5 separate regions of the Mus musculus genome follow, and all the other regions are linked to region 1. Evidence: chromatin loops called from intact Hi-C (ENCODE). Cell type or tissue: heart. All regions are shown on one strand. Region 1 holds the start of Pcnx4 (pecanex homolog 4). Region 2 holds the start of L3hypdh (L-3-hydroxyproline dehydratase (trans-)). Region 3 holds the start of Ppm1a (protein phosphatase 1A, magnesium dependent, alpha isoform). Region 4 holds the start of Dhrs7 (dehydrogenase/reductase (SDR family) member 7). Region 5 has its middle 3.4 kb from the start of Gm40441.

Region 1 (5,000 bases):
GCACGGCTTTGTCTCAAGAAATGGGCTGCAGAAGTGGAGGAAAAAGGAAATCAACGAATCCGTAGAACTGTCAAAACACATTTCTCACTTAAGTTTGAGATAGTTAGAAAGGGGAAATAAGGGGCCATGGCAAGGAAGAAAAACCTTTCACTCCAGAGTCTGGTTGAAGTTCTATTCGCTAAGAGTCAAGAATTCTGCTGGTCCACCTCCCTGATCCCCCAAGGAAGTGTTTTGAAATTAAGATATGCATAATGTTTTTAGATATAATGCTACTATATACCTAGTGGCACACAATATCTTTTAAAGACTTATTTATTTTAATTATATGAGCACAATGTAGCTGTCTTCAGACACACCAGAAGAGAGCATCAGATCCCATTACAGTTGTTGTGAGCCACCATGTGGTTGCTGCAGGACCTTTGGAAGAGTAGTCATTGCTCATAACCACTGGGCCATCTCTCCAAACCAACACACAATATTTTAAGGTTAGAAACTTTTATATGTGTTGAGAAGCTCAAAAAGTTGTAATTCTATTTTGAAAGTTGAAGGTAAGATAGATAGTCCAGTAAAGCCGGGCATGGTGGCACATGCCTTTAATCCCAGCACTCAGAAGGCAGAGGCAAGCTGATTTCTGAGTTCAAGGCCAGCCTGGTCTACAAAGTGAATTCCAGGACAGCCAAGGCTATACAGAGAAACCCTGTCTCAGAAGAAAAAAAAAAAAAGTAATCCAGCAAGTGAAGAGAGTCAGCATAGTTATAATATTCTGTGAAGGTTACCTATAAAAAGGCAGTATTCCTTTCATGTAGAATCATTTCAAATAAGAATGGAAAAATACCTGCGAGCCATGCTTAAGGCCTAAGTATTTATGACCTCACACCTTTCTTAAGTATTTGTAAACCTGAAAGTATTTGGGACTCTCCAAACAAGACTATAAACATATTTTTCAAAACACTGTTTTTACTTTATCAGTTGTAATCCGATCCAAATTCAGGAACCTTCTGATATCACTCAACTTCCTTAGCAGAGCTTCCTACATAACCTCAGACATCACCAACACTGTATACGTAACATGCAAAGTGGAAGTCCCCACACTTTGATGTGTCTTACGCTGTCATTGAGCACATCTATCAGTCCCTCTATTTTATATTAAAATCACTTGTAGCCCGGCGTGGTGGCACACGCCTTTAATCCCAGCACGCGGGAGGCAGAGGCAGGCGGATTTCTGAGTTCGAGGTCAACCTGGTCTACAGAGTGAGTTCCAGGATAGCCAGGGCTACACAGAGAAACCCTGTCTCGAAAAACCAAAAAAAAAAAAAAAAAAAAAAAAATCACTTGTAGACTCCAACTCTGCTTCATACAGGCTCGCCCTGGAATTTTTTTCCTGTGGCAAATTCAAGAATCCCAACTTCACTTGAATGGAGATCTCTTGAAAAAAAAAAAATCCAGTTGCTAGGGTGACTATCTACAACCTGTGTCCCTGGGCCCTGGCTCGCTGCCACAGACAGGTTCATTATTTTACATGGATATAGTTTATAATGTGCCCAAAGTACTATAATACTAAGAGCAAAAATATAAATATAACAGGCACATGTTACCATTTAAAAACATTCCCATCCCTGAGGCTGTTTGAATGGCCTTAGTTCTGTAGTCATTAATGGAGGTATCCGAACCCTGGGGGATTGGACTTTTATTGCACTTCTGAGTCACGGGTCTGCCAATCTTGGAAAGCCTAGGCTCCCCAAGAGACAGTCAAGTCATCCAGCTCTCCAGCCTCGAGGTTGCCAAACGATGGACTCGTCACCAAGGCAACCACGTTCCTTCGTCTGGGCGTGGCCCGGGTGAGAGTTCAGAGGTGGTGCTTAGGCCGCTCAAGAACCAGAGCACCAGTGCGGAAGAAGTCTGGGCGTCTCCCACAACACTAGCCCGCCCGGCCCTGCGCGGAGGAAACCCCGCCTACCCTGCGCTGCTGTGCCGCACACATGAATCCGCCTCCGGCAGAACCAGGCGGCAGGGGGCGGGACGAGACGCACAGCCCCGCCTCCGAGCGCGCGTGCGCACTGACCCCTGGGAGGCACGAGCGCAGTTGATCTTAGCCATGGGAACGGGAGCGGTCCTGGAGGCCTCCGGTCAGCTGCTGGCGGGGCCCGCATCCATCCTCGGGCAGGAGTTCCCAACCGACTTCAGCTGGGGAGATGTGGTCCCAGGACGCCCTCGCGTCGCCTCTCCCCTGCGGTGACTCCAGGTATGTCCGTCCCCAACACACCTGAGACTTCGTTGCTGCCTTAGTTTCCACCCCTGGGTACTACTGGGTTCCTTCACCTTTTAATACCTCAAGAAACATCTTTCGCTCTCCATGAAACAGCTTTTAAATGCAATTATTGCTCTTTTTAATGTACTGAGCAAATTGAGTTGATCGAGGTAGTGATCCAGTTTGGCTTTAATGTGACTGAGAATACTTTTGCAGCCCGTGGAGTTACGTTTTATTTCTGAGAGGCCTCTGTGAAATGGAGAATGGCCCTTTGGCCCTGCTGAGGGATGGCCATGTTACTCTAATCAAGTTCATGGCCTATGCCCCTTAGGTAAGATCACTCTTTCTTGGTTTATCTCTGTCTCAAGCCCTCCTGACCAAAATTTGTTCATTCTTGGCCTCCTGGATATGTATAGCGCGTTTCTCAGGTTTCTCTGTCTCTATATAATCCTTTGCGTGTCAAAGACCAGAATTTTTAAAAATGAATCCCATTCGTTATTTATTAGACCTCTGAATTGTATGCTCTCTTATTCTCATGTTCCCCTTATTCATTTTTTCCACTATGGTTCTATTTTTTTTTCATTAAATCCCTGAGTTTAGAGAGAGAGCATTCATATTATTTTATATCTGCTTCCATTCACACCCAATCACCCATAATTTCTCACAGCATCCAGTACAGATATTGCCATTTTAGTGATTTAACTGCCTGGATCCCAGGCTAGCTACAGGTTATGCCTTTCCTACCTTTAGGAAATGCCTATTGGTTATTAACTGCTGTGGAAAATCCCGGGCAGGGGACCTTTGCATCCTCCTCTGTGAGAGCTTTCCTGAGGTACATACAATTCATTTTCTGGAAGTATACAGCTTACTGGTTTTGAGCATCTCAACAGGTTTGCACAATCATCTCTACAAGTTGGTTTCGGAGCAATTTGATTACCTCCAAAAGAAATCTTTTCTATTTAGCTGCTTTTTCTCTCTCCTCCCCAATATTCCTGCTATTAGTTGTAGGCAATCACTAATCTTTAGTCTCAACAAAATTATTTCAGATACTCGATATAAACACAACCTTAAAACATGTGATCTGTGTGCGTGCATCTAGCGAATTTTATGTTGCAGCTTGTATTATTCATTATTGTTTATTAGTATATTAGGCAGATATGCCCTGTATTATTTAGCCATTAGCCATTGGCAAAAAGAGTTTGCCAGTACTAATAATGCCGTGGACATTTTGTATAAATTTTTATGTAGGCATGTTTTCATGGATATAATACCTGGTAATGGAATAGGTATGTCAGAGGCTAATTCCCTTGTTTGGCTCTTTGAGAAACTGACAGATTTTTTTTTTTCCCAAAGCATAGCACCACTCACTGTACATCCCCACTAGATGTATTTGAAGGTTTTACATTAACCTCATCAACACTTGTTCTAGGCTTTCATTTTTATTTTAGCCAATCAGAGAAATTCACACTATCTCATGGTAGGTTTGGCTTGCATTTCCTCATGGCAAGCTTCATTTCCAGCATGGTCTATCACCCAGAAACTGTCAATTCTTATCCTTAGTTTATCTTTTTAAAACCAGGTTGTATTTTCATCATTGAATTGGGAGAATTAATTAATTAGCTAGTTAATTAATTAATATAGCTGAGATGCAGATCTCTAATTGCAGCCTTTTGCCATTCTGCAAATAGCTTCACTTCCCTGATGGCCTGGGCTCTTAACCGCTCTCGTTCAAGAGTGTTAGGTGCCAGTGTCCTCAGGCCAGCTTGGGTATCAGGTTTTACCTTTTATAACTTTTTATATTCCTTTCAAGTCCTCTATTCAAGAATCCTCAGAATTTGCCTGGTGGTTCCTGCCTTTAATCCCAGCACTCAGGAAGCAGAGTCAGGTGGATCTGTGAATTTGAGGCTAGCCTGGTCTACAGAGTCAGAGTTCTGTATCTTGTATTCATAGAATAATGATATGATGCATTAAAGAATAAACCTAAACTAAAAAGCTGCCTAGGAATTTGTTTCTTCTGGCCTTAGAGGAATGTGTGCACACTCATGTGCTGTGCGTGCTTTCAAGCTACTACTTTTTGTTGTATCTTTCTTTTTTCAAGGGATTTTAGTCCGCAGCATATGATCCATGAGTTGTTGTGTGGGTAACTAAGAATTCCGCCACGGCAGATTGCAAGTTTGAACTGCTTCTTACCCTGTGGGAATTTCATGACTCAGATTCCAAATGCAGCAGCGTCTCAGAGTCTGTTTGGCTGGCTCCCTCTCAGTGCGTATGTAGAGAGTGTATGGCCCGAGTCAGTGCTGTGCTGCCGTCATTAGCGCAGCTCTTGTTTCCTCAGGATTGAGTGTGCATTTGAACATGCTGGAGGAAGCCATGACAGATATGGTCTGTCCTTCCAGGTGCTGACCGCCCTCAGAAGCACATGCCAACATGTTACTCAGGGAATGAGTTTACTTCTTATGGTCATATTCTACAGATAATCCAGGCTAGCATTCACAATACTTCTCCACATAAATGTAATTGTAGTACCTCAAAAAATACTCTAAATTCTTAAGTATTTTTAAAATTTTTATGGTCTAGAATGACAATCAGAAGTTAACAGCTTATTATATACTTTTTACCCTATTGATCACTTATGAATTGTTAGGAAACAGACATCAATTTTTAAAATATCTTTACAATATTTTTTGAATATTAATGATTGAATAGGTTTTTACAGCAGACATCTAGCTATCATAAGTTTTTCTTTGCATAG
Region 2 (5,000 bases), 450 kb before region 1:
CGTAAGTGTACATTTTTTATGGAGGGCACATTCATAGCTATCCTGGGCAAATGGACCCTGCAAGTTGCATGCTGGGTACTCTTGCTACAGGGACACCTGGGATGAGAGATAAAACAGCTGCCAGTTGATTCCTAAGAGGGATGCTCCTCTTTGTAAATGTCCCGATTATGCAGATTATCTGCTTAGTCTATACCATAGAACCCAGAAACCCCGTCCATGTTTCTGTATCTCCAGGAAACAATCCTACATATCTTGAAGTCTCTGTTTCTTGACGAATATTTTTTTTTCAGATATTTAAAAAATTCTGGGCTGGTGAGATGGCTCAGTGGGTAAGAGCACCCGACTGCTCTTCCAAAGGTCCGGAATTCAAATCCCAGCAACCACATGGTGGCTCACAACCATCTCTAACAAGATCTGACGCCCTCTTCTGGAGTGTCTGAAGACAGCTACAGTGTACTTACATATAATAAATAAATAAATCTTTAAAAAAAAAATCTACCAGTACTCAAGAAGTGGGCCAGCCTAGTCAACGTAGAAATTCCAGGGTTCCATTCCAGCCAGGGCTACACAGTGACCCCCTGTCTCAAAACAATAAAACAATGAACACTCATTAATTTAAGAAAAAAAAATTTTAACAATGTTTCATACCCTCATTACTAACCACAAAAACCTCTGAGATAAAATGAAGGTACAGACTCAGTCAAGGAGTCTGTGAACTTTGCCTAAGGTTGGATGGCTTTTGAGGGGTTGTGAACTTGTGTGTCCAGCCAAGGACTTTGTTTCTCAACAAGGACAGCAATAGCTTTGCTTACAAATTTAGTGCCTTTCAGAGTCATTTAGTTCTTACCAAGCATATTCTAAGCTATGCTCGAACTCTGGTACACACACTGTCCTTTGGTCCTTAACTTCAGTCTACTGTGAAGCGGCTATGAATCCTGACAAGCAAGGAATGAGGATCTTAAAAAAAGGAAGCGCACAATTCATCCGCATTCCACTCTAAGCTCCCCCCAGGCCTTGTGAGCATGGATCCGCTCAGCAGGACAGCAGAATTGCATCCACCAAACCTGTAAGGCAAAGACACTGAAGCGTGTTTGCAGTAATTTGGAATTACCTTTTTATTAATCGCAAGGGCAGGCAGGGTGGGTTAGTTGCGCAGATATATTCAGCCACAGAGCAGTGGTTAGATTCGCGGATTGTCTCAACCGGGTCTAGTGAGTCTCACCCTTTACCTGAGGCCAGGACAAAGGCTGGGACGCTGTGGAAGCGCACAGGGCCGCAACTGCGGCCACCTTCACACTCTACGAAGGCGGTCACCAGACCACACGGGCAGTGGATGTTGACCTGAGCCTCCCGGGCGCCTTTTGGGGGAGCGGGCACCAGTCCAAAGTCGAGCGCGAAGCGGCCCAGCGCTAGCACCGCGTGACCGCACATGGAGCTGTAGCCTTCGTTGTGCAAGAACAGGACGCCTAGGTGTGCGTCTGGCAGCTCACTGGGCACCAGGATGGCCCCGTACATGTCCCGGTGGCCGCGGGGCTCGAACACGAGCCGCCGCCGGATGTAGTCGAGGTGTTGACGCATGTAGCGACGCTTGGCCAGCAACGTGGGCCCTGCCACCTCCGGACACCCGGCGTGCACGATGCGCAGAGGCTCGCCGCCTGTGTGCATGTCCACCACCGACAGTGCTGGCGTCCTCGGGTCGTTTGGGGGCAGCCGGGTCACTGCCAGCGCCGCCTCCATTGTCTGCGTCCAGGGACTGCCGCACAGCGCGGTGGTGCTCTCTCCAAGCAGGGAGAAAGCGCCAAACCCAACGGGAGAACGCGCAGAACCGGTGGCAATCTCAGGGCCAAGCCGGCGAGCAGAGATCACCCAGCGACCAGCGTCCGGAATCTTAGACTGGGCGCGCCCGAGCTAGCAGGATTCAGAGTTAGACTCCCAACAGGGGCGAGCCTGGGCGACAGGACAGGGAGCGTGGGCAGGGATTAGAAAACTAGACCCCCCAAATGGGGGCGTGGCTCCAGAGGTTTGAACACACGGAGGGGGCGGGGCTTCGGAACTTGCTCCAGCAGCGGGGCGGGGCTCGGAGGCTGGACTGCTCGGCGGGGGCGGGGCCTCGGAGACTAGACACGCGGCAGGGGCAGGGCCTAGAAAAGGAGCCAATAAAATAGGGGCGGGGCTCCAGAGACTACTCTGCGGAGGCGGTGCCTAGAAAACTAGCCCGCACGATGGGGGCGGTCCTCGGAGACCTCAATGCAGGGTAGGAGCGAGGCCTCGGCGACTTGAATGCACGGGGTGGGCGGAGCTACGAGCTTCGTCTAGGAAACGGGGGCGGGACCTCAGGGCCCCTTCAAAGAGACACTGGAGGCGGTGGAGACCAGTTCAAGTTGGAGGCAGGGCGGGGACGAGACCTGAGTCTGGACCCGGAAAAGGTGGAGCCTCTGAGCTCAAACCCGGAAGCGAGAGAGAGAGAGAGAGAGAGAGAGAGAGAGAGAGAGAGAGAGAGAGAGGCTTCCAAGCCTAGATTAGGAAACTAGGTTTCTGGGAATCCTAGGCCTGGAAGTCCGCCGCGTGCACCCCCGACACCCCTAGCGGGGGAAGCGGTGGTGGGGCGGGACTCGGAGCCGAATGTAGCAGGGGCGGGGTTCCAGCGTGCTTGCCAGGCTAGCGGGAGGCGGAGCGGCTGAGAGCGCTGTGGCCCGGATGTTCGGGCGCTGCGTTCGGACCCGCTGATCCCCGGCTTCTCAGGGGAACCTAGTGTGGCCAATGGGTAAGTGGTCGATTAGGCTGCGGGCGTGTCTCTGTCCTTTTTTCCTATTGCTTTTCCTCGCATTGTCTTGGGCTCGCCATCGGGCCGACAGCTCTGCTGCAGCGAGCAGCCTGGCCCTTGGCTGCGCTGAGCCCAGGCACTGACTTCTCCCGGGGTTGGGATGGTCTGCTCCAGAATGGCTGGAGAAGAGCGCTTGTGCAGAATTAAAGGCTGAGTCTTTGTTGTGCTCTTCCTGTGTCCCTTCCTTCAGTCCCTTTGTTCTTGTCCAGGAAAGCATTCCTGGTGGTTGACTTCAGAATTAGAAGCAGAGTTAGAACAGGACAAGGAAGCAGAACCTAATTGCCACGAGACTTGCTTTTTCAACCTCAAATGTAATAGTTGTTTTTCAAGACAGGGTTTGTCCTTGTAGCCTTAGTCGACCTGGAACTTGCTCTGTAGACCAGGCTAACCTCGAACGCAGAGTTCCACCTGCCTCCGCCTCCATAGTGCTGGGTTGAAAGGCGTGCACTATTACACTGGACATCAAATGTAAATACATTAAGCCCTTCACAAAGGGTCTTAGACTGCTGCAGAAAAAAACAAGGACAACATTTTAGCTATAGCTCACCAATGGCTATGAAAGGTTGTACAGATTCTTCTCGTTAGGTAAATGAGCTTTGGTTTGTTGGCCTTGGTTTTGAGATCTTTTAGACGCAAAGCCCATGGAGAAGGGACTTCCTTCTCATTACAGTTCAGTTGTGTTTAAAAAAGGTGTTAAGGATTGGCTGGAGAGATGGCTCAGTGATTAAGAGCACTTGCTGCTTTTCGTGGGGTTTGATCCCCAGAACCTCCACAGCGGCTCAGGACCCTTAGTAACTGCAGTTCAGTGGCTCCTATATCCCTTTCTGACTTTCTCCTCTTTTGGCCTCTGCGGGAACTTGGCTGGTACATGGTGCACAGACATAAATGCAGGCAAAACACAAATACACATGAAAACACAATACTATAATAATAAAAGTTTGTTTTTAAGATTATAAAATAAAGAAGAATTTTTTTAAAAAAAAGATGTCAGATACTTGGTAAAGTGAAAATATCAAACATGAGACATTTCAGACTTTTTTCTGTTTTCCCTCGGCAACATAAGTCCCCCCAAAAAACAACAACAACAACAACAAAAAAAACAAAAACAAAAAACAAAACTGTTCTCCAGGAATTTGAAAGGAGAAAGGGCCTTGTAACCAGAGTCTCCACATGAAAAGTTTGAGGAAATTATTGTTCAGCAATAATAACACGTGTAAATTCACACGTAGGCCAGCATTGTTTTGGATTCATTTCATAGCAAATGGCAGATTCTTACAGAAGCCAGCCTCACTGCCATCGTCCTCTGAGTACCTTTGTGGCTTTGAGCAGCACTTTCCATAATTGGTGTAGAGGATCAGGTGTCACTGATACAGAGGAGTAATTTCTCTTCGATGAAGTCTTAGATAATTTGGAGATCCTCGGGTTTTTGTCTTAAAAGAGCTGTTTTTAATTCCCCTCATCCCTTTAAGAAATTGATTGCAAGAAATTGATTGTTCTCAAGTAATTGCTCAGAAGCTCAGTGCCAGCACTGATGGGATCTACCCTTGTCAAAAATCATAAAAACTGGGCTAATGCTTTGATATGGAGGTGAATTGATTTGTTTTAAAGACCTACCTTCTGCTCTGAAGTTCTCTTTTCAGAATGTGGACAATTCAGCATTTCTGTTATGAATAAAAAATGAGTCTGTGTGCCCAGTGTCTCTATTTGGCCAAATGAAGAATAGTGACTGTAGCTGGTCTTTGTAGTTTTACCACTCCTTATCAATAGATAGGAGAGAAAGATGCACAGGTGGGGGGGGGGGGGTGTTTAGATAATAAAGATCTCTGAATCTAATTTTTTTCTTGCTTCTTCTTTGCTTGTAGCTGGCCTTTGCTGCTTTGCAGATTCTTTTTCCCCCGACATACACTCTCTGGTCCTCCTTTCTCCCAGTTTCATCCCCTGTCACCAGATAGGAGAGAAGGAAGGATGGGGGAGGGGAATAGAGCTCCTTGAATTTCTTCTTGTTTCTTCTTTGAACATAGCCACTGACTGCACCCAAACCTCCTCAACGACCAACCACCCCTACCCTGCCTCTCAGAGCCCTACCATTACTCTCTGAAGAGTTTCCAGAATTCTAAACGTCACACAACTGCAGGAACCTTCTGCTAGAGCCCGAGGCGAATCACAGTCAGCTGCT
Region 3 (5,000 bases), 220 kb after region 1:
TAGATATGTAAAATGATCAAACTGATATTTAACCAAGACTTCAACAGGGGTTAGAGGATTAATTAAAGTCTTACAGTTAAAACCTGAAAAACAGTTATCCCTCTTATTTCCAAAGTCCCTTTCCTCATGGTGGTCGCATCTACAATCCCAGCACTCAGAAGGCTGAGGAAAGTGTGAGTTTCAGGACAGCCAGGGCTATGTGTTTCTGAGGTAATATGTGCATATTGTGTCTAAGTGTTAGAAATTCAGAGACTTAATCTTGGTGACTTGAGACTGGTCATAAAGGAAGAACTAACACCTGGGAAGTAGCAAACACAACAGATAAAGGCTTGGCTGTGCCTTCTTGTCTGAATGTAAGAATGGGATTGAGAAAGGCTTCCTGTAGGAACTAAGAACTTCCTGTAGGAACTGGGCGTGCCACATCTTTGACTTTTACTTGGCTGTTTATTTTTGAGACCCTGTTTCAACACCACCACCAAAAATTTGATAATAGAAGGGAATATCAAAATCAAATAACTTTCATTAGACAATATTAATGTCTAATTCCGAGTTCCTAAATGTTAAATTTATGGCCCACAAGTTTCCTCATTCACACTACAAATGGTGTCCAGAGACACAACTGACTGGCTGTCTGTGATATACTGACTGGTCAGACTCCTGGAAAAAGAAATCTCATCATTATATTTTATATATTACATACTATATCAAATTGTATTTTTTCTTACCTCTTCTGTTACTCAAGTTTTCTTACAAAGATAGGACAGAGAGACTACAGGAATGTAAACCTAAAAACCCAGACAAAAACCTCCCAATTTCCTATCATGTGTACTGCCACAGATGACTCAGCTCTTCAACGAGAAAATGTATTGTTTAAGAGCACTGTAGACAGGTGTGGTGGTAGGGATGTGGAAGCAGGAGGACCAGTTAAAGTAATCCTCAGTTTCACAAGAGTCAGCCTGGGAAAGCCAAGACTCTGTACACACACAGACAGACACACAGACACACAGAGCACTAAATGGTGGCTGTCACAACATGACTTTTGTATGCCCATCGTGCAGTAACTTGTTTTAAGTATTAATAGTAGTACTAAGAATTGAGTCAGGTATGGTGGCACATGCTTGTACTATCAGCAATCCAGAGGCAGTCTGGGAGGATCCTTGTATGTTTGAGGCCAGCAAGCACTACATAGAGACCTTGTCTCAAAAACAAAACAAGCACATAACAAAAACCCTAACCAGGGCTGAGGACAGAGCTTAATGGTTGAGGACTTGACATGGTTTTAATCCTCAGCATCCCCACTTAACAAAACCTAAACAACATATTGTATATAATAATAAAACAGCATTTCATTAAAAGATTTCGCACCTAATTTCATTTATTTCTGCACTTGTATAGAAAAGAATTAAGAACTGTATAGTGAATTTTATTTTTACTTTATATACCTGGAGGTGCTACAAATTCATCGTATTCCCAAAATACTGAGTGATTTGGAGGGTCAGTGAAGATAGTGTCTGCTGGGAATTGGCAGTCTCACATGTGGTCCTGCCATTGATGTCAGGTGTAAAAGTGAAGAAAAGGGAATCATCTTCCATAAGTCGTGGTGAAAATATCAGAAATGGTTACCACAACATCCAAAATAGAGAAATAGTTTGCGGGATGACAGCCGGCAAAAGCAGGTTGTATTTGATCTAAGAGTCAAGACAATGGAGTGGTTTATAAGAGACACGAAGTAGCGGGGTGGCAAACTGCAGTAAGCACCAGAGAAAAGGGGAAGGCCTTACTGAAATTAATCTTGTTACTGGTCTGAACTCAATTTGGCTAATAGTTTTAGTATTTTTTTTTTTAAAGCATTAGCCTATTTCAGCGGAATATATGCTTTTTCTTTGTATTATATCAGAATCTCTCTTAAACTTCTATTCCTGCGAATTTGGTTGTAAGGGTTAAGCTGGTGACTGAAAAGCTGGGAAGGCACACCCAACCAATGGGAACTCATACTGGTGATGTACTGCTTTCCAGCTCTGATTCATTGGCTGCCTAGGGTTTGTCATTCTATCCCGGCGTCGGCAAGCAGCGTGGGTCGGGTTTTCTGTGGTCGAGCTAGCTAAACTGGATTTTGGCCGCCTGCACGTGCAGTTACCTTTTGCTCATCTCTAGCTCTCCGTGAAAGCAGCTGTCACGTTTCTGATTATCCTCTAGATTTTGAAAAACCCTCGGTTCCATTAGCCCCACTGGAGGTCTTTGGAGGTGCCCGTTGAGCCCGAATCACGTGACCCCGTAACGTGCACATAAATACAATTCGGAATCCCTGCAGGGACTCGGGGACAACCCGCGAGAAGCTCTAGCTAGGCACGTGTCCCAAGGCGTGAACGGTTTGCACACGCACGTCTGCGGTATGGCCGCGGCACTCGTGTGCGCCTCGTGGGGTCGAAGGGGCAGGCTGAGTCCCCTGTGCCGGGCGCTAACCGAGACTGCACCTGGAGACCGGCGTCCGTAGGCAGGTGTAAGAGTCGGGTGCGGACGACGACGACAGCCGGGTTTGGAGAGGCCCTCTGCGCCCTAGCGCGAAGGCCGCGCGCCTGGCTCGCACCCAGGACGTCCACGCTCCCTAGGGATCGGCCCGCGGCAGCGACCTGAGGAGCAGCGCAGGGCAGTGACGTCACCGCCGCCCCTCCCCCGCCCAAGCCGCAGTTCCGGCCCTCCCACATCCGGGTCTCTCCAGCCCATGGGCCGCGCCGCAGCTGCAGGGCCGGGGGTGGGGGAAACGGCGGCGCGGGGCGGGGCGGGGCCGGGCGAGGGGCAGCGGTGTCGAGAGCGCGCGTGCGCGGGGCCGCGCTAGAGGCGGCGGCGGTGGCGGCGCTAGGGGCGGGAGCGCGCGCAGGAGCTAGAACGCCGTGGTCTCCGCGCCGGCCGGGTCCGCAGCTCGGGATCGGGTGGCTGGGGCGGGGGGAGGGGGGCCCAGGCAGGTGGGGCGGAAAGCGATGAGTCCTCGGCGCCTCCTCCGCCTCCCGCGGGCCCCGCTCTCTGCCTCCCGCTCCGACGCCCGGATGATCTGAGCCGCGAGGGCTCCGAGAGCCGGGGGCCCGGACCCAGCCCGGCTCCTCCCCTCCTCCGCCCGGGCCCGGCCGCCGTCGCGGGACCCCGTGCCCGGCCGCCGTCGCCACCGCCGCCCCGGCCGACCGAGGGACCCGCCCGCCCGCGGCTGCTCCGGGTAAGCGCGGCGCGAGGGCGAGGAAGAGGGCGAGGGCGGGCGGGCGGAGGGCCTGTGCGGCGGCGGCCAGGCCTGGGGCCTGTAAACAAGCCGGGCGTCTGCCCGGGCGATCCCGGGAGGAGACGCGACAACTCCACCCCCTGGGCGGCCTCCTCCCCGAGCCCGCGCCGGGTGGCGAGGGGTTAACACGCGGCGGGGGCGGAGGCGGGGTGTGTGCGGCGGCTGGGAGGGGGCGCGACCCTCGGCCGGGCGGGGCGGACACTGGCGGCCGCGGAACTTTCGGGGAGCCTGCAGCGGGGTCTCCCCTTGAAGCAGATCAGCCCGTGAGTTCACTGGATTTGGAGACTCACCCGCTGGGTTGAAAGTGAGGCCCCCAACTCAGTAGTGATGCCTCCATTTCATTCATTATTCCGGCTTGGAGCAAACCCATTGAAGTAAACTACAGGTTTTGCATCATTTTGGCCTGATATATTGGAGGAAAGTTCTTTATGTTAGAGTTTAGTTTAGGCTTGGCTCCCTTCTGCTTGTAGGTTGTAAACACACTCGGATCCCCTTCTTGAAAGACAGCTGGCTGTGGAGAGCCTTCTGCCAACTGGAGTTTTAGATCTTTTGCAAATTTCATCATCCAAAGTGTTTTTCTCTTTTCTCAAACACTACACGATACTTAGAAATCCACAAAGGTCAGAGTCTAAGCAATCTACGATGCCGCCCCCACCCCAAGTTTCCTGATAGTTGGAATAATGCTCCTGGTATATTTTTAACCGCGCGGTTAGAGTATAAGGAGATTGGCATTGTTTGAGAAGAATAAATGATTTTGACGTTACGAAAATGAGTAGTTTTCCACGGTTCAGAGAAAAAAACAAAAACAATCTTTTTAAACCCTGGCTTTCAGATTTCAAACATGACTACTACTGGATGGAGGAGAAGCCTGCTGAAGAATCATAGAACTTAAATGATTGTTTTCTGGGCCTTAGGATTTTAGGGTTTCTGAGGGCTCACTACATAGTGCTTGGTTCTCACCTCCCTTTAACCTTTTCTGTATTCTGGGCCTTTGCCAAAGATTATTTCTGTAGTTACAGATGAGGAAACTAAGGACCAGAAAGATAGTGAGCACACACCCACATACTTATCTTCAATACCGCCTTTATTGCCTTAATGTCTGCTTGACTGTTTAATAATTTGAAGCACAAAGCAGATCATCTTCCCAGTGCTACAGTTCTGGGCTGCATTTTTGTGTGTGTGTGTGTTTGTTTGTTTTGCATTGCTGGGGATAGATTTAGCTCGGGGCCTCTTGAATGGTGCAAGACCAAGTTCTCCTCACTTGTCTTGTATATACCTGATTGAACAGTCAGCTATGTTGGGATGACTGCTTTTAACCTAGAAGCTTACAGCAGTAATACCTTGAAATTATAATGAACTATATGTGCAAGTTTCTTCAAACATTTGTATTAATACTAAACACTTTTACATCTGGGGAGTAATTATGTTGGTGGTATCAAATATTAAGATGGATAATGTTTTATATTAGTTGTAATACATGTTTGAAAAATAGTAAAATTGGCCACTGGAAGCATCAAGTTGCTTCTTGCAGGGTTTGTGTCCCTATTTTTCACATGGAATGAATGACTACATTTCAGTATGAAGGGCTGTAGTGACCAGCCATAATTATAGTATAACCTGTTGTAAGGAATGGTGCTCTGCCAGAAATGTGCTCGAAAATATCTGTGCCCAGGGACAAGGCATTTGACCCTTTGAGCTTTGGAATCAGTAATGCCAAGGGGTAGATTACATC
Region 4 (5,000 bases), 130 kb after region 1:
GAATGAATGAGAGGCTGTGTGCTCAGCTAGCCATTCACAACTGCTTGCTAAAAGCTTGTCTACACATTACCCTACACACCATTCATTTACGCTGTAACTGTTACTAATCAGCCTAAATTAACAGAGTCCAACCTTGTTTACACCAATAAACACCTATTATGTAAAGCCTGAGTGAAAATGGTCTCCAGCGGCTCGTTTTATGCCCACATGATCACAGATCTAACACCTATCTTCCCGTCCTTTAATCTAGCATCCTTTTTTTTTTTTTCTTAGTGTTTCCATAGAATCTGACAACGACTTAAAAAAAAAAAATCAGACTCTGAGAGTTGACAAGAAACCCAGAGTTTAATGCCAGCTTGAGAAATCTCTCCCAAGGCCTTGCACCACTCTCTGCCTCATCCCTCACACGATGTGGAAGCTGCTTCTCTCCAGCGCGAGACAGAGGCCACACCCTCCCTACGTCCTGTCTTCTCTATACCCATGGAAGGAGTTACAGAGACAAAGTTCAGAGCTGAGACGGAAGGAAGGACCATCCAGAGATTGCCCCACACGGGAATCCATCCCATATACAACCACCAAACCCAGACACTACAGCATATGCCAGAAAGATTTTGCTGACAGGACCCTGATATAGCTCTCTCTTGTGAGGCTATGCCAGTGCCTGGCAAATACATAAGTGGATGCTCACAGTCAGCTATTGGATGGAACACAGGGCCCCTAATGAAGGAGCTAGAGAAAGTACTCAAGGAGCTGAAGGGGTCTGCAACCCTATAGGTAGAACAACAATATAAACTAATCAGTACCCCCCCCCCAGAGCTGTGTCTCTAGCTACATAGGTAGCAGAGGATGGCCTAGTTGGCCAGCAATAGGAGGAGAGGCCCTTGGTCTTGCGAAGATCATATGCCCCAGTGCAGGGGAATGCCAGGGCCAGGAAGCAGGAGAGTGGGTGAGTTGGGTGGGGAGCAGGGCGGAGGGAGGGTATAGGGGACTTTGGGGATAGCATTTGAAATGTAAATGAAGAATATATGTAATAAAAAAATTACACCGCAAAAAAAAGACTAAACACACCTACATTTCAGACATAATTAATGTGTTAATAACTTTTATACAGTCACATAATTTATAAACTGAGTTTAACTCAATCTTCCATTTAAATAAATGAGGCCAAACACAAACAACATCCACAGGCTGCTATTGACCGTGAGCTTACAGATACATCCATCTGTCTCAATGGTGCTCAGTGGAGAGTTACAGTTAAAAGATGTATGGGGTATTTAGGATTCTTGCCCTCAACACTGACAGTCTCCGAGTCACAGCCATGCCCTCTCCTGTTTTGCAGCGCTGAATCCACAAGCACACTGTGCAGTTGCATTTGTCAGTACTGCAACTGTTTGAGCCAAGGCAATGCAGCTTCAGAGAAAAGACAGCAAGGATGCCTGCCAACATCTGGGAGGGACATAAAATCCAAGATCCAGCTGTCACCTACTCCTGCCCTGCTGACTTTGAATGCAGTACCTTCTGAGCCACCAGCTACTTCAAAGCATTTTTGTTCGGGTGCTTTGTGTATTTTCCACCACGAACAGTGGAATCCCACTTAGTCCTTTAAGGATCAGAAAAGCCTACCTAGGGAGGCTTTGAGTTTCTCTGTCAATGTCTTTAACTGAAAAACAATACGAAGAGTGCCCATGTCATCAGAATTGTTAACGCCAAAGGTCAGAGGCTGTCTGTGGCCTGCTGAACACACTGCCAACGTGACATAACACCCAGCAGCATCTGTGAACTGATATATCGGAGCATGTGAATCATGTATTAAGTGAACATTAAACACCACGCAAGCTGCAGATCGAAGTGGAGCGGGCGAAACGTGCCTTACTGTACACAGAATGATCTCCCTCCTGGCAAAAAGCCAGCTCAGCGCTTTCTATTGCGAAAATTTTAACCAAGTGAGCAGGTGAGTAAGTGATTCAGGCCAAATTTTCTTTGGGTGCTTCCGGGAAAGTAAAAAGTGCAGGATCAAAGAATGTTCCGGCCTCTTAGAAAGCAAGGGACACACTCTGCTCTCCATGGTGCCTTCCCTGAGAGTGTCCGGGGATCCTACGGAAGAAGTCTGTGTCTTGCAGGCATCAGAGAATTGCAGCGCTCTCTTGGGGTTTGACGTTTTCTATCCTAGTCTGGGTAACAAATCAGGGCCATTTTCGAATTAAGACAAGCGACAGAGTGGGTACTGCCTGTTTAGCCCCTGCCTCTTCCTCCCGGACCCTCAGCCCTTGGTCAAGGCTCAGCTTGGCAACAGCTGGGAGGGACCTCGGCCCTGATCTTCCTTAGAGCCCAGGCTGTAGAGGATGCTCACCTGGGCGTCGCCCTTGCCATTCAGCCCACAACAAGGTCAGGTCCGCATCCGCCCGCAAAAAGCGCAAGAGCTGCACAAGGGGCAGGATCAGCGCGCACAGCGCCAGCAGCCACAACAGCAGCTCCCAGCTCATCGCTGTCCCTTGCCTACCCGACTCTGCCGCAAGCGGAAGACAGTCGGCGCCCGCCCTCTACGCGGCGGGTCACAACCCGGGGCTCCGCCTAGCGAGTCCCCGAAGGTGGGGCTCCATCTGTGTCCCGGGCTGCACCACGGCGTCTCTGCGCGTCCCTACTGCGTGCAAGACTGCCGGGGTGTTGCAATAGAAGGCATGGAATCTTGGGAAACTGCTGTTGGGAGAGCAGTCAACAAGATTTGTGAGGGCATGAAGGAGTCTTTAACAGCTGTTTTTAGGACGACTTTTCAGGGCTTTGGTGGTGCCTTGGCGAGAAACAAAACAAAACTTTGATCACTGCCCGCTCCGACCCCGAGGCCCCATCCCCCGCTCCACGCTGGGAATTGTGCCCAGGTCCTTCTTCGCGCTGGGCAAGCTCCCAAAAGCTGAGCCAAACCCTCACTCACTCTTCCTAATCTGTTTTCCTTTCACTTTAAGCTTGTGGACTGAGATAAGCATACCGAAGTAACTCAGCACTTGAACTGGGTTGCCCTCGTGGACTGGCCGCTTATATTTAGAAAAACATTACAAATGATACTCATATTTGGCCAAAAGTTGGCTATCATGGCCCAGAGTAATCAGAACATAAAACTAACTGGGCTAGAAGGCAACTGTTGCTAAGTTCCAGGAGCTAAAAACACTCAGGTTGGTGTCCTCCTGCCACCGTTTGTAAATGATGCCATTATCATTTGACAGCATTTGAATATGGAAAGGCCTCTGTGCACACTAATTGCTCTGTTCTTTCTTCTGTGTTTGTTAGTATTGTTTTTATAAATTGTCACTTTTTTTTTTCCGAGACAGGGTTTCTCTGTTTCTACTTTGTAGACCAGGCTGGCCTCAAACTCAGAAATCCGCCTGCCTCTGCCTCCCAAGTGCTGGGATTAAAGGTGTGCGCCACCACGCCCAGCTGAATTGTCACTTTTTTCATTGCAGTGAGAAAAGGTTTACAAAGGTCTATATTTTGCATCTTTAGAGTGATCTATGCAGGAAATATTTGAACTAGTGTTAATCAGAAATTGCTGTGGTATAGTTCAAGGTGCATGTCAGTTAGCTAAACTTTTGGACTGCCATTTGGAATAATATTGGTCAAGAATTGCTCTAATTGACGTATCACCTGGGCCATGTGAATTTTATTTTTATTTTGTAGCACATTACTTTTGTAATAAGATGTCTTAAAATACCACACAGAGTCTCATGATGAATCTTATCCCAAATGTTTCCCCTTCTGTAAAAGGACAGGACTGCAGTGGATCTAGTGTTCCGATGGGTCACAACCCCAAGCTGTGGGGATGAGGGATCTGAGACTGGGACATTGGGCTTGGGAGACTGGCAGGAAGCTATGATCTCTTCCTGTCCACCCCTAGGGATTAGACCCGGGTGGGTGCTGAGTGTCGAAGTGCCAAGGCAGAGCTTTAGAGTGTTTTTCCGTACTGGAGCTGGAGAGGTGGCTCTGCTGTTAGAGGCACTTGTTGCTCTTGCAGAGAACCTGGGTTCAATTTCCACACCCACATGGCAGCTCACATCTGTTGGTAACTCTTGTCCCAGGGGATCCATTTCCCATCTCTGACCTCCGAGGGCATCAGGCACTCACATGGTGCACAAACATACTTTCAGACAAAACATTCATGCACACAAACAAAAAAAGCTTTACTAACATGACTTTTTTTGCCTTGTTTTGTTTCATTTCAGGCTCTCACCGCGGAGCACTGCTTGTGCTGGGACTCACTATAGAGACCACCCTGGCTTCAAACTCAGAGAGATCACCTGCCTCAAACTCAGAATGTTTTATGTTAACAAACGGAACACTTAGTTGAACACAATAACTGCACATGTTGGTTTGGAGGAAGCACTCCTAACCAGGATGATTCATAATCATCATATTAAAAAATTCACTTTTAAAACAGTGATCTCTAACTCCTTAAAAAAAAAAAAAAAAAAAAAGATTCACTTTGGGGTCCGAGGAGATGGTTCAGCAACATGACTTGGCCAGACCATGACATCCAAATTTTGTTAAAATGTTAGTCTAGATGCTACTGTGAGGTATTTTAAGATTTATTTAACATTTATATCAGTAGACTTTCAATAAAGCACATACCTACCCCCCATAATGTGGGGAGTTCAATCAGTTGAAGTGTTATGAGAAAACAGCAGAAGGCTAGGAAGATCTTGCTTCCAGACTGCCCTTGGGTTCCAATTACCTCGCCTCTCCCCTGAATTCCAGCTGCCTGTGTGCTAGGGACGTCAGGCCTACTGCACTTGAAAGCCATGTGAACCAATTCTTTACCATCACTCATAAATATGTATGTGTTTTTGTTTCCCTGGAAGACCTTGACTAGTTAAAAAAAAACTACAATAAAACCACATGACAGTTTGGGCATTAGAGAAGGAAAACACAAACCAATGTCAACTTCAGAAATTATTTTTCACTTGAACAATAGCATTATTCAGTAATTCATGTTGGAATCCAGTTATGCCCTC
Region 5 (5,000 bases), 310 kb after region 1:
GGGACATGGGAGAATCCCAGGAAGAAAGTGGGGAGCAAGAACCAACACCCGAGGCTGTCCTCTGACCACCACACGTGTGCTACAGCACACAGGCCGGCATTCACACATGCAGACGCACGCGTGCGCGCACACACACACACACACACACCCCAAACACACAAATAAATATAAGCAGCCCAGAACACCACAATAAATATCATTTTGCTATGCAGGCTACCTCACTTTAAAGCTAATTTTTCTTGCATTGTATTAAAAACAAAACAAAGATACCTTTTTGGGTTTAACTGTGGAAATCTCAATACAATAGTTTTCTCTCTCTGAACTCACTTCTGCCTACAGAAGGAAACAACAGAATAAAGTTGATTTCAGTCATTGCTTTTTTGATTATTTTTTCTTTCTTTCTTTCTTTCTTTCTTTCTTTCTTTCTTTCTTTCTTTCTTTCTTTCTTTCTTTCTTTCTTTCTTTCTTCCTCCTCCTCCTCCTCTTTGAGCAGAAGTAGGACTTTTAATCCAGGCACTCAGTTTAGTACTTGTCAATCACATTTTCTTCCTAATTAAATTTACCTGGAGTTCATTTTAAAGAAAATAATTTGTTCACTCAAAAGTGGTTGCATATTTATACTGCAATTACGTTACAAACCCTACCAATGGGGCCCCCCTCCGGAGATTCAGCAAAGACAAGCAAATGCCACCGAAGCCTCCAGATTTCAGAGCAATTAAGCCGGGCAGTGCAGGTGTGTGAAACACCTGCTTCCCTCCGGCCCCTGCCGGCCGGCCCCGGCCACCCCTCATCTGTTGATGAAAATAATTAACTTACCCTATTAGAAGAAAAGCCCAGGACTGCTAAAGGCAGCAAGTCCCCTTGTCCCTTCCTCAGATGAAGTGGGAGAACCTGCTTCCTGGGTGGTCTACAGACAGGTCAGGGAGGAAAAGTTTTCTTTAAGAAAAGGCGGGGAGGCATTGTCCCCGACTAGGGAATGCACAGCCAGCTTAAGGTCAGAATTGTTCCCTTTGTGACAGCGATTGCTCAGGGGTGTGAAAACCCACATTTTAAGGATATTTCTGTTAATAAACAAAGCATTTGAGAAGGATGTAATTTCGTTAGACCTGCCTTTTGTGAATGCTTGAAATTTTCCCTTAATCCCAATAGCAAGATCCCTCATACGGTTATTGTGGGAGAAATTTGAAAAAGAAAATGGGCTAGACTATAGATGGAAATTGAGAAATTGTTTTAAAAAAATGTCAGGTGTCAGTCTGATGACCTTCCACCTTTCTGTAGCATGCTTGTTTCTCTAGGTGCCACTGAAGCCACTGCTGGCACTCCCCAGCAGAAGGGTAGGGAGGAGACTTAGTCTTTGTCATTACTGGCGCCGGCCCTCTCCACCCAAAGCACAAAGGTAGAAATCTTCACGATGCTTAGTTGGAACATGTGTTTCGAAAGATGTAAGGTTGGCACAGGCTCGGAGACTGCTGAAGGTAGGAAACTGGTTCCTATTTAAGTAAATAAACAAGCATCAAACACCTCTCTCTGTCTCTCTCTCTGTCTCTCTCTCTCTGTCTTTCTGTCTCTCTCTTTCTCTGTGTATGTGTGTCTGCGCTCTCGAGCACGTGTGTGCCAGCACATGTGTGTGAGTGTGGTACCCACATAAGAAAAAAATCTTCCTCTATTGGTCTCTACCTCATCTTTTGATGCAGAATCTCCCTGAGGCCAGAGCTCACCATTTAGACTACACTGGCTGCCCAGGAAGCCCCTGGCACTTGCTTGCCACCTCCTCCCCCAAAACCACCAGCAATGTACATATCATCTGCCCCAGCTTTTTCATGGGTCCTGGGGATCAGAACTCAAACCTGAAGCCTTGGGCAGCTTTACCCACTGAACTCTTTTCTTTCTTCCTTTCCTTCCTTCTTTCTTTCATTTTTTAAACAAAGATTTATTTATTTTTTATTTATATGACTACACTGCAGCTGTCTTCAGACACACACTAGAATAGTGCACCGGACCCTATGTAGTTGCTGAGAATTGAACTCAGGACCTCTGGCAGAGCAGTCGGTGCTCTTAACCACTGAGCCATCTCTCCAGCCCTCTATTTTCTTTTATAAAGATAATCTAAAGTCATTGGTCCAGTTAGACTCTGAACTTGCATAAAAGCTCTGTGACAATGACCTCTGAAATACAGATTGAGGAGGCCAACAAACTGACTATGGCACCCTGTCAGTTCTACCTGTAATTCTGACCAAAGAGTTCCTCGTAGTACTAGATGGTGTAAAAGGCGTCTTTCCCTTGGAGGTAAGACAGATTTCTTAACAACTGTCCTAGAGATAAGGCCACTAAAGTATGCACAGAGGTAGCTGCAGTGAGTAGTTCCGAAGTGAGGATGGGGGAAGCCTCTCAGACCAGCAGAGGAAAAAGGGTTACATTGGGTCTCTTCATATGTGCGTGCATGAGCAAGAGCACACACACTCATGCGTGTGCACACATGCACGCACACACACACTCCCAACCCCCACTTCCTCTTCAGGCTCGATGATGCCAGGTCTATCTCTATTTCCATGACCCTGAACCACATGGGTTGCTGCCACCATCGCCTTACCACAAACCCGGGTTGAGGTCTGATATCTTTGAAAATGGGGAGAACTTCTAAGAGCTGCATTATTTTCAATAGCCAGCAGGTGGCAGAGCAAACCTTGTTCCCAAATCCACTCGCAGGTTTTTCAAGTTACTTCAAAAGTAACTGTTGAAAATTTCAGTCAGGTCAGATAAATTTAGTAGTCAATGTTTCATTAAAATATCTGCAATAATAATAGTTAATATGAAGACAACTAACTCAATTCTGTCTATAGCATAACTGGCATTTTCTATCCCTTAGGAATCTAATACAGCTGCAAAGATTTGGGGTTTTCTTTTTGTTTTCAACTTCCATTTTCTTCTCATTGTGCTAGTCGGTTGGAAAGAAATGCTGGCCCTTTCTCTACTGGGATTCATTTCGCATTAAGCAGGTCTGTTTCTGAGAGCTGGATGTGGCCGAGGAGGTTCAGGGGAATTTATAAGAATGATGCTGATTGGGAAATGGGGCTTTCCTGGATCCTCCTAACCCGGTGCCCTGGGGAGCTAAGACCTGCTTCCCCAGGGTCTATCCAGCAAGGGGGTGGGGGTGGGGGGAAGGCCAACAGAGAAGGCGTCTTCATCAGAGCCCTCCCCTCTGCGGCTTTCATTATAGTGCCCTGGTGTGATGGCTCTTAAACCTTGGTGTTCTCAAGTTCTTTAGTCTGGTGTTTTCTTCATCTGCCTTCATACTTTCCTGTATCGTGGCAGACACCACAGATTATTAAAAGGGTTTCCTAGCCAAGCATTTGCAGAACTGTTTAATTTTACATATGAACGCTATACCCATACATATATTCTCATTTCCATATATGCACGCATAGTCTCTGCATACACATCTGTAGGAGGGTCAAACCTTGTCACAGTGAATTTCATTGCTTGCAGTACTCAACTCTGTTATTTTAGAATTCTGCTGCTTCAAATATATTGTAACTAAACAAAAGGAGCTGGCTTATAAGAAGAAAGACCTAAATGTGCCATCTATTTCCTATCACTTAGATCTTAGGAACTAAGGATTTTTTTTTAACTTGAAATTATACCCTACAATCCAAGATCTGATACTTACCACATGTTTTGGGTATTCATACATTCATTAAGGTAAAGGCACACTGAAAGCTTGTGTTACTACGTATTTAGAGATGACTTATCTCTTTTCAGAAAGAGACTTCAAAAAGACCTGCAGGCTATAAGCTATACATCCTTCACAGAGTTACAAGTATTTTCAACAGCTTATCTCCCAAAGCTTAGTTAAACAATGTATCAATAGTTAATAGTCCTAGAATTACATAATATCTTTGGCAAACTGACCAACTAAATCTGGTAAAGGTAAGGTTAGCTGTTTGCCTGTGCCTTTTTCAGTTCAAGAACTGGGTTTATTTAGCATCTCAAATCCTGCTACAACAAAGTTCCCTCTTAAGTGGACTCAAGGGAGCCAAACAGTGCATGCACATCTTCCAGGAACACAACAAGCATGCTGATGGTAGTTTTAGACGTCATTTATCAGGCAGGAGTTAAGAGCCTTTATTGCTCTTGCAGAGGACCCAGGTTCAGCTCCCAGCACCCAAACAGTGGTTCATAATCAGCTATAACTGGGGTCCCATGCTTTCTTCTGGCCTCTGTGAGCACCAGGCACCCATGTTACTACATACATTCAGGCAAAACACTTATACAATAGAAATAAACAAATCTTTTAAAAAGAAGTTATTTACCTTTCCTTGACTTTGTCGGTTCCATCTCATAACCATGCAAATGTGTGTGTGTGTGTGTGCTCATTTTCTCTATGGACAAGGACACACACACACACCTTACACAATCTTTTCCAATGTCATTGGTGTGGCCAAGGGTGTATGTGTGTGATTGGGTATAGATAACCAATAGACTTAAGTAAAACTTGCATTGTAAATGTGCACTTGCTGTTTTCCTTTTCCAACATGATGCGATTCTTCATTTTTTGAAATGAGGATTGAAAGTTTTTCTTGTTTCATTTGTAAAGCCCAGAGGCCAGCGCCGGGTGTGGGGTGCGGGGTGCCGGGTGCAGGGTGCACACTAACAGATCCCCAGCATGTTTCCAACCTGTTCTCACTGTTTTGTGTTGTGCTGTCTGTCATGAACTTGGTGTCACTTTCTGTTTTGTGTGAAACCTATGCAGTACATTCATTGGGTCTCAGTGCCAGCCCTGGCGCTTCTTTTTAACCCTGGCATGTATGGGTTCGTTTAGAGAAACATGGCCGCAACAAAACAGCAGAGATGTGTCTGGATGTTATTCGTGGGGAAACGGGTTTCTATTTGTGGTGCATTTCAGGGCCTCCCGTGGGGCTCTTTAAAAAGCCTGTTGCTCTTTTTCCACTGAAGTGTCACCTCTGTCCTGAATATCACAGTGATAACCAGAAGGGCAATCG

What was found. A loop is a pair of places that touch in the nucleus more often than their neighbours do. Peaks named below come from ENCODE experiments on the same cell type or tissue, not always from the same donor. Only the 100,000 strongest peaks of a DNase experiment are listed, where the experiment ranks them.
Region 2: a loop joins it to region 1, with 2.9 times the contacts of the local background. A loop is called at or near these places in 11 of 42 quality-filtered maps.
Region 3: it touches region 1 in a loop (2.3-fold over the local background); 8 of 42 quality-filtered maps call a loop at or near these places.
Region 4: it touches region 1 in a loop (2.8-fold over the local background); 19 of 42 quality-filtered maps call a loop at or near these places.
Region 5: it touches region 1 in a loop (2.0-fold over the local background); 4 of 42 quality-filtered maps call a loop at or near these places.

The regions. Positions count from the first base shown.
Region 1 is chr12:72,534,298-72,539,297 of GRCm38, forward strand. Pcnx4 (pecanex homolog 4) reads left to right here and starts at 2,060. Exons shown (of 11, transcript NM_026327.3): 1 at 2,060-2,242. In heart, a CTCF peak has its summit at 2,025; a DNase peak (open chromatin) is centred at 1,994; H3K4me3 peaks cover 1,494 bases; H3K27ac peaks cover 1,136 bases.
Region 2 is chr12:72,083,420-72,088,419 of GRCm38, forward strand. It overlaps L3hypdh (L-3-hydroxyproline dehydratase (trans-)), which reads right to left and starts at 1,894. Exons shown (of 5, transcript NM_026038.2): 1 at 1,230-1,894. The coding sequence starts at 1,737. It overlaps Jkamp (JNK1/MAPK8-associated membrane protein), which reads left to right and starts at 2,420. Exons shown (of 7, transcript NM_024205.2): 1 at 2,420-2,764. The coding sequence starts at 2,761. In heart, a CTCF peak has its summit at 2,582; DNase peaks (open chromatin) are centred at 2,262 and 3,132; H3K4me3 peaks cover 3,248 bases; H3K27ac peaks cover 3,155 bases.
Region 3 is chr12:72,758,424-72,763,423 of GRCm38, forward strand. It overlaps Ppm1a (protein phosphatase 1A, magnesium dependent, alpha isoform), which reads left to right and starts at 2,788. Exons shown (of 6, transcript NM_008910.3): 1 at 2,788-3,208. In heart, no CTCF peak of the experiment used is centred here; DNase peaks (open chromatin) are centred at 2,048, 2,258, 2,728 and 3,348; H3K4me3 peaks cover 3,561 bases; H3K27ac peaks cover 2,798 bases.
Region 4 is chr12:72,662,279-72,667,278 of GRCm38, forward strand. Dhrs7 (dehydrogenase/reductase (SDR family) member 7) reads right to left here and starts at 2,550. Exons shown (of 7, transcript NM_025522.5): 1 at 2,351-2,550. The coding sequence starts at 2,483. In heart, a CTCF peak has its summit at 2,531; DNase peaks (open chromatin) are centred at 1,843, 2,553, 2,883 and 3,933; H3K4me3 peaks cover 1,845 bases; H3K27ac peaks cover 1,634 bases.
Region 5 is chr12:72,845,336-72,850,335 of GRCm38, forward strand. No RefSeq gene overlaps it. Among named protein-coding and RNA genes, the nearest start is that of Gm40441, 3.4 kb to the left of the region's middle. In heart, a CTCF peak has its summit at 2,663 (motif pointing right); no DNase peak of the experiment used is centred here; H3K27me3 peaks cover 3,844 bases.